Regions from separate parts of the Mus musculus genome. Here region 2 is linked to region 1. The links are chromatin contacts, found by POLR2A ChIA-PET in ENCODE. All regions are on one chromosome and are shown on one strand. The core of a region is the stretch at or near the end of the contact, and the rest is flanking DNA. Distances in the headings are between cores, read along the strand shown.

Region 1 (5,473 bases), core at 929-3,428:
AGGCAGGCAGATCTCTGAGTTTGAGACCAGCCTAGTTTATAGAAGGAGCTCCAGGACAGAAAAATTCTATGTTGAAAAACCAACCAAGGGGGCTAGAAAGATGGCTCAGAGGTTAAAAGTTCTTAAGTTGCTCTTCCAAAGGTCCTGAGTTCAATTTCCAGCAACCACATGGTAACTCACAGCCATCAATAATGAGATCTGGTGCCCTCTTCTGGCACACTATACACAATAAATAAATAAATAAATAAATAAAAATTTAAAAAAGAAAAGACAAACCAACCAAATAAAAAGGACTTCAACAAATTATTTTTCCATTTACTGTGTGCCTACAAACTACAAAAATCATAACATAAAATATATATGTTTTTGCAAGCCTGTAATCCCAGCTACTCAGGAAGCTGAGGCAGGAGGATCACAAGTTCATGGTTAGTGTGGGCAATTAGTGAGATCATGTGTCAAAATACTGAAAAGAGCCAGATGTGATGGCTCACCCCTGTAATCCCAGTACTTGGGAAGCTGTAACAGCAATGATATGAGTTTGAGACCAAAACCTGTGCTACATAGTACCAGGATAGGCAGGGCTATATAGCAAGACTCTGTCTCAAAGAAAACAAAAGGAAAAGCAAATCCAAAAAAGGTAGCTTGCATAAAGTCCTAGGTTCATTTCCTAGTACCCAGAACAACAATAAGAAGAAGAAGGAAAAAAAAAAATTAAAGGCTGGAAAGATGGCTTAGCAGTTAAGAGCCAGTATTGCTCCTACAGAAGACCTGAGTCTAGTTCCCAGTACCCACACTGTATCTCACAACTGCCTATCATTCCAGCTCCAGGAGGATCCAAGGCCTCTGAAATTTTCCAGCACCTGCACTCAAGTGCCTGTACCCAGACAGTCAGACAGACAGACAGACACAATTAAAAACAAAAAAATAAAATGAAGAAAAATTTAAATGTATTTTAGTAAAAATAATACAAAGACTTAATAATAAAACTATTTTAAATGAAGCCACAAAAGCCTATAAAATGGCAAAAACTATGATTTGTCATTCAGGGAAAAAAAAATCAAAAGATCATTTACTTATCGAAAAATCATCAAATTCAAATGTTTAGAATCGAGCATTAAATGTCTCCACTTAGGTACTAATATTTATCCCCAGAGCCTGCTAGGCAAGTCTGTAGACTCCAGTCTGGGAACTCTAAAAAGTTCAAAAGAATATTCAAGGATGTCTTCTCCTCCCTCACCCCAAGATGGTGCCCTTCTGATTCAGGCAGCATCGGGCCTGCATTAGCTTCGATGTATCCTCACAGTAAGCAGCCACTCTGGACAAATTGTGCATACCTCCCGGACACAGGGTGCATATCTGCAGAAGAGAAAGAAACCTGATTAAGACTCCAGAAAGAAAAAAAAAAAAAAGAACAAGTCAGTAGCCTTTCCAGAATTCCCATAATGCAAAGCGGAAAAGTGCCTTTTGTAAACAGAACCCATTTTTTTCCCTTAAAACCCCCGCACCAAATCAGCGCACTGTACGAGAGAAGATCCTCGTGTTTGTGCATTATTACTTGACTATACTGTGTCCTCTCCAGAGACTTCTCCACCTGACAGGCATGGTTTGGCAAGTGTTAAAGGGCTGCAGGTACACAGCGTACTCAAGCATCACTATATATTTAGATAGATAGATAGATAGATAGATAGATAGATAGATAGATAGATAGATAGATAGATAGATAGATAGATAGTCGTGCCATTGCACCACGCACAGCATTCGTGCAAGGAGAGCTGGCAGAAGAACCCTGGGACTCGTCTGGGAAGCACTATTTAAAATTATTCAAAAGCAAGGAGATCAAATTTCAAAGGACTCTGAATGTGGGCAGGGCGAAGGTGCTAGTGGCCTGCACTACGTGAGTACTGGACAACACCATCCCCGCAGGCACAGGGCCCGGGGAAGCTTCAGGGACAAAAATCTGAGCTTCCGACTGGCCAAAGGGACAGACACCGGCGGGCGAGCTGGATTCCGGGCTGACGGCCAGCAACCTTCTTCAGCCAGATCTCAAACTTTCTTCTGTACCTCAGGTAGAGCCAGGGCCCTCTCCACGCCCAGAACCAGGAGCAGGGCGGCCGCCCGAGAGCCGCCTGACTCCCGAGACGCCATTTCCCACTGCTTTCCACCGTCTTGACAGCTCGCGAGAACCGAGCGCGAGGCTCCGCCCCCAGCGTGTCACGCGCCAGCCTTGAGGCGAGGCTTAGCTTCCAAATCCTGTCACTCTGGGGCGTGGCCTGGTCCGCCCGGGGCACGAGCCGTGGAGCCCGAGGCGTAATTTGCCCGCAGGTTCGGGCTGCTCGCGGAATTCTGAGCTCCTGTCCTGCGCTTGCTCGCGGTGGACAGACCCACCATCTCTCCATTCTTCCTGGAGCGCAGGCCTGTCCAGTTAGCGCTTAGTTGCCTTGAGCTACTGCATGACCCTCAGCCCGGTGCGGACGCCCGGGCAGCTCCATCCGCCCTTAGTAAACATGGCGGCGCTGGGACCCGGGAGGGCGGGGGTAGGGGGCGGGGTCCTGCTGTCCCGCTGTCACCAAGTCAGGAGGTGCGAGCCGAGCCGAGCCGGGCCGGGCTGGCCTGCGGGCCAGCTGCCCTCATGTGGAGATCTCAAAGGTGGGCAGGGCGGGTGTAGGATGGGCCGGGCGAGGCGGGGATTGGGCAGGGCCGGAGAGACTGAGTTCAGTCGCCTGGAGGCGGGACTGGAAGGGGCGGGGCGGGGTGAGCCTCTCGGTGTGGGCTTTGGGGAAGGTCTTAAATACTAGTGCAAAGTCGTGGGTTCGCCACGTGCGGAGAGAAGGGGAAAGCTGAGCCGAGAGAGGGTAAGGGTGATGGAGGAGTGAAGATCGGAGGGCGAAGGGCAAACGCTGGCAAGAGAACACGAGCCTGGGAACCCTTCACCTTAATGTTGCGTAGTGTTCTGCAGCCCGGGCAAGGACGCGAAGCGGGAAAGACGCTTCCTTAACTCATGTTCTTTGCCTTGCCAAGGGGGAAAAACCAATGCTGGTTTCGGAAAGAACGTAGGAACTTTGGTAGCCCTGGCCGAACCACCGACGCAAGGCAAGCAGAACAGCAGCAGGTCTGACTGGAAGGGCGCTGGGAGAGACCCATCACACCTAAGGGGACAGCTATTGCTCTGGGTGACGACTCCTCAAAAGGTAACTAGAGACAATTAGAGCTCATCTCAATTAGCCTGCCAATGCTTCCATTCCACAGGCTCCAGGTATCTGCCTGGAAATCCTGAATTTGCATTTATCAATACATTTAGCTGGTGGGATATCTTGTTTTAATGAGAAAGGCCATTCAGATCTTGAGGAATATTAAGCCCTAGATATTGGTGACAGTTGGCCCTGCAGGTGTTCCCTTATATTTCAAAGGGGGAAGAGGGTGAGGACTTAGCTCTGGCATTCCTAGTTAAGTCTTGTCCCCAGTACTGAAAGAAATGAACCCACAAACCTCAATACCTTTCATTGCAGATAAGTCCCATGCAATGTGAGACCTTTTTAAAAGACATGTCCACTGTTGTGAATCAGTGGAGTTTGTAGAAAGCCACTGTTCTTTTCCTAGAATTGGATCGTATGAAAGTTGTGTTACTGCTGGCTTGGCGTTTTCCTGTCTGCTTACCTCTTCTTCCTCTATCCCAGAGGCTTCGTGGTTTCTCAACGCAGATAATTAATCAGGAAACTCTAGAAGCAGAGGAACCAAATCGGTACTACCCGACCACTTGGTGTTTTATTTTGAGACCGTGTAGCTTTGGTTGGCCTGGAACTCATAGAGATCCACCTGTCTGCCCCCTGTGTGCTAGGATTGGTCTAGAAGGGTTTTTTCTTTATTTTTTGTTTTGTTTTTGTTTTTGAGACAGGGTTTCTCCGTGTAGCCCTGGCTGTCCTGGAACTCACTCTGTAGACCAGGCTGGCCTCGAACTCAGAAATTCGCCTTCCTCTGCCTCCCAAGTGCTGGGATTAAAGGCGTGTGCCACCATGCCCGGCTTGTTTTGTTTTTTCAAGACCGTATTTCTACAGATATGGCTGTCCTGGTATTCACTTTGTAGACAAGGTAGGCCTTGAACTCTAGAGATTCCTCTCCGTCCGCCTCCAGAAGGATTAAAGGTGTGTGTCACCCTCCTTGTCTATCCTCCTCATCTTCCCATAGCAGTGACAGCTTGCCAAAGAGAAAGAAAACTCAAGGTGTTGCAAAATATCAAGGCCTGGGGCCCCTTTAGGTAAACCAGAGCCCCTTAGAATCCTTGACCCAGAGACGGTAGAACATGTGGCCCAAGTTCAGACTTTTTCTTTGTCCTGTGAGGCTTATAGTTCAGGATTAGTCTGTGGGAACCGCACCCTGCCAACTAGGCAATATGTGCCCAACTGTTTGAATACAGTTCAGAAGATGCTCTGTTTCCTTGGAGGGCAGGGTATATTAATCTGTCACTAGAATAGTTGAAATCTATACTGTTCCATGAATGACTGACTACAGTTAGCACTCTGTTCCTTTCTTAGTCTTGGGACTAGTGAGATTGGAGCACTGGTGAATACCTGTGAAAAATTCTTTTTTATTGTGTGTCTGTATGTGTGTGTGTGTGTGTGTGTGTGTGTGTGTGTGTGTGAGTGAGTGCTGGTGTGAGGAGGCCAGTAGTGAGGGAGCCACAAGTCGATGGTTTCAAGCTGACTGTAGGTTTTTGGAACCAAACATGTCCTCCCCAAAGCAGCCACAACTCTTTCTTTGAACCCCTGAGCCATCTCTTCAGCCCTTGTAATAGATATTCTTCCTATGTGTGGTGGTGTGAACCTAGAGTTTAAGGCTAGCATAGTCTACATTATGAGTTCTGGGCCAGTCAAGAATACATGGTAAGATCCTGCTTCAAAAAAACAAAACAGCAAGACTCAAGACTCTTTACAGGTTCTGTAGAGAGGCTCTGAGAGACAGATTTCAGGTGAAATATCCTGTACTCTTCTTTCTCTTTTTTTTTTTTTTTTTTTTTTTTTTTTTGGGTTTTCGAGACAAGGTTTCTCTGTATAGCCCTGGCTGTCCTGTAACTCACTCTGTAGACCAGGCTAGCCTCAGAAATCTGCCTGCCTCTGCCTCCTGAGTGCTGGGATTAAAGGCGTGTGCCACCACGCCCGGCTAATACCCTGTACTCTTACACAGTAGGTTGGAATGAAAGATTTTGCAAGCAACCAACACACAAACCAAAGGAAGCTGTATATGTTTATAGATCTTAGAGGGGTAGATGTTTGGGTTTGGAAAGGTAGGGTCTCAAAATGTAGTGATCCATAATAGATAAGATATAGAGGTATAGTCTATTTAGGAAGATTGTTTGGTGCATAAGCTAGAAATTCAGTGCCTGGGGGCAGGTACTAGATAGGATCTAGGGTGTGGCTGTTATCTCTGAAGGGGAAAATTTGTGAACAAGTGACAGTAAGGCACTTTACTTACTGCTGGC
Region 2 (5,473 bases), core at 1,119-3,618, 140 kb after region 1:
TTGCTGAGAATTGAACTCAGGACCTTCGGAATAGCAGTCAGTGCTCTTACCCTCTGAGCCATTTTGCCAACCCATTTGTGAGAAATCTCAAGCCACACTCCATGGCTGCCAAATGCAAGCACTTTGTTTTTTGTTTGTTTGTTTGTTTGTTTGTTTGTTTTGCCTTCGAGGCCGCTCTCCAGGTAGAATACGTTAGGAGCTGACTACCCTGCGACTCAGGACTAGTTTCCCTCCTTCCCCAAGGTTATGGCTTTCTCCATCCTAAACCGCAGACTCTGTAGTTGCTCATACGGGTAATCCCAGCACTGGGGAGGCAAAGGCAGGAGAATCCTGAGTTTGAAGCCAGCCTGGGCTACATTATGAAATCTTATTTAAATTGCAACTTTAAAAAAATCATCATATTAACTAGGGATTAAGTTCCACAAGTGTCTTCCCACCACCTTCCCCAAGTCCTGGCAGCATGAGGTTCTTCCGGTCTCTCTTCCCACATACTTTTCCATCCAGGATTTTTATCAAGCGTTGCCATTTCTTAGCTGAGTCTAGTTTGGTCCTGAGACTAGTTTTTATTTCAGTGCTTTCAGGCGCTAGGCCAGATGACCCACGGAAAGCTGATAAAGACTCATTGACCTAGGCACAGGAAGGGAAAGGGAGGCAAAGGTCATTTCTGGGTAGTTCTAAAATAAATCTTTTCCCGTTTGTCCCCGACCTTTGGACAACCTCCTGAGTCGAACTACTGTGTTTGTGGGGGAGGGGGGACGTCAGAAGAACTGTCTTTAGCCAGCTGCAGGGCCTCAGTTAGATTACCTTCTGGACCTATTTCCTTCTTTACCAATAAGGAAATAAAATAACAGTAACAAGTCGTGGAAGCGCCTCTCAGTTGTGCTGTCTAGGATGCTATGCACCCTGCTCTGGCTCTTTGAAGGCTGAAGCTGGCTTCTCGGGCCACGGGCAGCCTAGAGGTACTGCTTCTTTTAAAACCATAGACTAATTCTGATTCAATTGCATACCTAAGTGGTTGGACTTGGATCTGCTCCAATTTTCCAGGAGACACGAAGCATAATAATGTGTAATCCTAAAATCTAGACATCACTCTCTCAGGACAGAGCTGAGGACACACAAACTCATAGAGGAATGCCTGGGGAGAGCACGTCTGAGGCTTTAACCATGTTGTGTGGAGGGCACGTAGGCCCGGGATTTCTAAATATGAAACTTCTGGGAAACAGTAGGTGGTGGCTGGACATGGTGGGAGGAGGTAGGCAGCTGTAAACTAACTACTGAAGGCAAGTATTGAGCTTATGAGCAAACTGGACACAAACCACTGATAGTCTGAGACCAGAGAAACCAACATTGGAATAGTGCAAGCCAGCTCACTGTGCACACAGGAGGCAATCTGGTCCCCTGTCCCAGCTGCTCCAGCCCTATAGCAGCTCCTGTAGAGTTTTCTTTGGCTCAGAGAAGCAGAGGCCTCCCCTGAGCCCAGGCCCCCCCTTTACCGCAGGGCAACTGGCTTCCATTACCCCTGACAGCTCCAGAGCAACAGTCCAGCCCCTGGCCCTGTCTGGCTCTACATCGTTCCCTTTTATGGCGAAGCTAAGGAGAAAGCAAAAAGGGGGAAACCTACTTCTCGCTGGATAGAGGGCTGAAGAGATTCAGGGTGCTGCTCCCCTCACCAATGACCCTCGGATGTCTGAATGTCTATTGCAGCCAACTCTCTTCCTCACCACAAACCTACGACCCCTCTTGGCTTGTCCCAGCCCTTCCTTTCCTACCCCCTCATTCACACCCGTGGGGTGATTTCCCACTTGGCCGAGGCCCCACGTTTGGTTTTTGATTATCAGAGAGTCCACCCTAATTCTGACGCCCACCCCACACTGGCCTGAAACTGGCACTGATCAAATAAGTTGTCATGGTCCGCCTCTTTGGTAGGATTGTGGTTTCAGAAAGACTACCACCCGTGAGGGCACTAGCCTCCTCAATCCTGTCCCTATTCTGCATCACCTTCCATTCCATCCCCACGCCAGCGAGCCTGGGAGGGGACCGGGAGGGCAGGACCCTAAGGAAGCACCTGGCTGGGTCGAGCAGGGAAGCGAAGGGTGGGCAGGAAAGTGGGTCGGAGCCTAGAGGTCAGGCCCAGCCTCCCGCCTGCTGCACCCTCGCCTAAACCCACTCCTGGGCTCCAGGGAGGCTGTCACCACAGCGTCTGAAGCTAACCGCGGATTCCGCCGCGCCAGCTGCAGCCAGCTGCGACCCGGGCGGGATTCCCGCCCCTGCCGAGCGGACCACGCCCCGTTCCGCCCTCGCCGCAGGACGGCCATTCTAGGCTCCGCCTAAGACCGGCTCTTTTGCGCGCGCCGCCGGAGCAGACGAGACGGCAGGGTAGAGAAGCCGGAAGTGCCGCGTTGTTCCCCAGCTAGCACTACGAAGTTCCGGCTCAGGTCGCCTACCTCGAGTTTGTGCGTCTGTAGTGTCGGAGTCGGCTGAAGCTGGTCAGGTGAGGGGCTCGCAGGCGCCGTTTCATAGGCGAGCCCGGCGGAGGCTGGATCGTGGTGGCGAGGATCTGGCTTAGTGAGAGAGCAAGGAGTGCGTGAATCGAGGCTCAGTCCTTCCCCTTGTCCACAGGATGATCACGGACGTGCAGCTCGCCATCTTCGCCAACATGCTGGGCGTGTCGCTTTTCTTGCTTGTGGTCCTCTATCACTACGTGGCAGTAAACAACCCCAAGAAGCAGGAATGAAAGTGGCGCTTTCTCCGCCCCAGGTAACGGTCGGGGCAGTAGCGCTCAGACTCTGGACAGCTGAGTGGTGAGGCCGATCCAGGGCCTACACTCTTAGGGAACTTCAAGTCAGAAAGTGTCGAGCCAAGCCTGATAGCCCAGAACCGAGCTCCTTCGTTCGCATTGTGTACAGTGCCTTGATGTATTCTGCTTCAGTCCCCCTAAACGGCTTACTCTTTGAATGAAGATGGGTTTTCGGAGCCATCCTCATTCCCCATTTTGAGGTTTCCAGGAGATAGAGGCCAAAGTTATAGGGTATGGTTACACGGAGGCGCTGACCAGTACAAATAAAGGCAGTAACTGCCAATATAGGGGGATCAAGCCCTTAACAGTCCCACTTTCCCACGGAACCTGAGGCGTTAAGTAATTTGGGGGAGGGGCGTGGTAGTGAAAGATGGAGACTTATTTCCATGTTCTGAAGCCAAAGACGTTTTATGGGTTGACTACAAATAGAAAGCATGGAGAAAAAAGGGAGGGAGCATAGTCTGGAAACCAAGTGTGCTTAAATAATATAAAGGGAATGGGTTAGATGGGGGCTGGCTCCTTAAGGACCTCCCCAGCCCTGCAAGGAAGCTGCAGCATTTTCCTTACTTCGGGTCTTTCCCCTTTTTTCTAGGGTTCCAGGACATAGTCTGAGGCAAGATGGAGGGTGTGAGGGCCTTCACACTTCACTTCATCTCTCCTACCCATCACAGCATACAAAGCAACTACACCTGGATTTTTCCAAACAACTTTTATTTCCTCAAAGTCTTCCTTAACCCTATGGAGCAAGAAGCTGCCACTGAATAGGGCCCAGTATAGGGGCTGCTTTCTTTTCTACTCCCTCCCCCCAATACAAAAATATAGATATATATATATAGATATATATTTTTTTGTGGTCCCAAAATCTTGTGCTGTGGGGGAGTGGGAGGGAGCAGGTCCCTGTTTTGTTCTGTCTTAAGGTGATGTTCTGCAAGGCCTTGGACAGTGTGGCCGACATTCCAAGGAGCTATGGTTGTCACATGGTACCAGCAGCTGGAAGACGGGACTAACGTATCATTTCACTGTGTTCCCTCACCTTAGGGCTACATCCTGGACATGGAGGTAAAGGCATTATCAGACCCTGGGAGAAATAGTGAGTGGTGGTGATTTAGGGACAAAACAAACCTCACATTGGTTCAAGAGCCCCCTGCTGTAACAAATCCGGGATGGGGAGTCAGATAGAGTACAGGAAATAGGAGAAAAGGCGGGGGCAGAGCGAGGCCGTGGGGGGCCGGCCTGAGGCAGCCTGCAACAGAGAAGAGACAGGAAATCAGGGTTGTGGAAACAACCCCCTTTTTCTGGTCTGTTAGCCAGGGGCTGGGAAATGAAAAGGGCAGTGTGAAGCTGGGTAGGGAGAGGCAGGTTCATCATTGCCAGTCACTAGAGTCAGCTAGCCAGTGTCTCGAGACTAATTAGAAGTTATGCTTTGAAGTGAAAACTGAGTCCATGGTACAATAAAAATCAGGGACTAGATTCTTAATGAAAGTGCATTTAGTCTTTGGGATCAATGAAAAGGGAGAAGATTATCCTGAATGCTGAAATGGGGGGGAGGAATAGTAGAAATGAGAGGTGGAATGAAGGCCTGGACTCCGGTGCTCACCCTGGTGTAGCAGAGTGGGGTCCCGGCTCCAGCTCACTGCTCTCTCTGGTCTGGGGGATGGGGGATGTGGGGCTTGAACCTCTCATCCCTCTGCGAGTCGGCGGTGAGCTCCGGCCCAACCTGGGCCTAGCCTGTGTAGACAGGGGTAGACTAAGAGGTTGGCTTCTTCCACGAGGCTTTTCTGCTTTTAGAGTTTCCAGGCTTAAGAATCTGGTACAGAAGTCAGCAGTGGTGCTGGGACCCTGAATTCCTGAGCATTGCTCCTAACTGAGATGATGAGACAGGGTGGCAGCTATAGCTCCAGATTCAATTTATGACAGCATAGCGGGTCTTACTTATCTAAGGGTGGCAAAAGAACCCAGCGTTTCACTTCCATGGGTATCCCATGGCTAAGAGATGGCTGGGTAGAGAAGCACTATGAAGAAAAATGGGAGTGGACTGGTGGATAGCCCTCAGCTTTCTCAGCCTCCGCCCCTGCCAGAGCAGCTTAAGCTTCATCCGTCCAGTCAGCTTCTGCCTCTAGCTACAGTCAAACTAGGAAGGGAAGCTTGTCTGAGTTGGAGGTGATGGTAGGGTGTTATTAGGAGCAGTAACCAGATGTGTTACCTGGGGAATCCGGGACCCCTCCTGGCGGAAACTCTCCTCTGGCAGGTCTGGTCAGAAAGAGAGGAGAAGCTAAGGACGGGTAGGAAAGCCAAAGCTAGTAGGCTGTGGTTGGGGTGCATCTGGCAGGGACAATGGAGTCTGAAGCAAGCAAAAAACCTAGCTGATTACCACTGGGAAGGTTAACACACAGATATCACAGCAACTCTTGACAGACTGGATATAAAAGGCTGTAAATCAGGAAGGAGCATTCCCCTACCCCAGCCCAACCCCCAGTGTTCACAAGAGTGTCTTGATGGGTTCTGCTAATGCTAAAAACACGGAAAGACCCCAAAAATTTTACCTGCAATCGAGTCCTAATGCAAGGGATCCGAGCACCAGCCCCTAGTAGGCTTTTCCCAATCACCATGACAGCCTCTGGCTTGTCCCCTGAAGACGAGAATGAGCAGCTGCTCCCTAGAGAACAGAGGGGACTG

What was found. ChIA-PET counts read pairs that join two places held with the same protein, here RNA polymerase II (POLR2A).
Region 2: POLR2A ChIA-PET joins it to region 1 with 27 read pairs in embryonic stem cell. The contact joins the promoter of Ost4 here to the promoter of Atraid in region 1. POLR2A ChIA-PET finds 5 or more read pairs at or near these places in 4 of 5 experiments (Patski and embryonic stem cell).

The regions. Positions count from the first base shown.
Region 1 is chr5:31,045,345-31,050,817 of GRCm38, reverse strand. Atraid (all-trans retinoic acid induced differentiation factor) reads right to left here and starts at 2,178. Exons shown (of 7, transcript NM_027855.4): 1 at 2,062-2,178; 2 at 1,238-1,356. The coding sequence starts at 2,145. Slc5a6 (solute carrier family 5 (sodium-dependent vitamin transporter), member 6) reads left to right here and starts at 2,739. Exons shown (of 18, transcript NM_001360022.1): 1 at 2,739-2,852; 2 at 3,019-3,188.
Region 2 is chr5:30,904,683-30,910,155 of GRCm38, reverse strand. Ost4 (oligosaccharyltransferase complex subunit 4 (non-catalytic)) reads left to right here and starts at 2,368. Exons shown (of 3, transcript NM_024460.4): 1 at 2,368-2,491; 2 at 2,620-2,757; 3 at 3,390-3,640. The coding sequence starts at 2,621. The coding sequence ends at 2,734. Agbl5 (ATP/GTP binding protein-like 5) reads right to left here. Exons shown (of 16, transcript NM_001374737.1): 13 at 5,341-5,453; 14 at 5,001-5,047; 15 at 4,395-4,525; 16 at 3,492-4,040. The coding sequence ends at 4,477.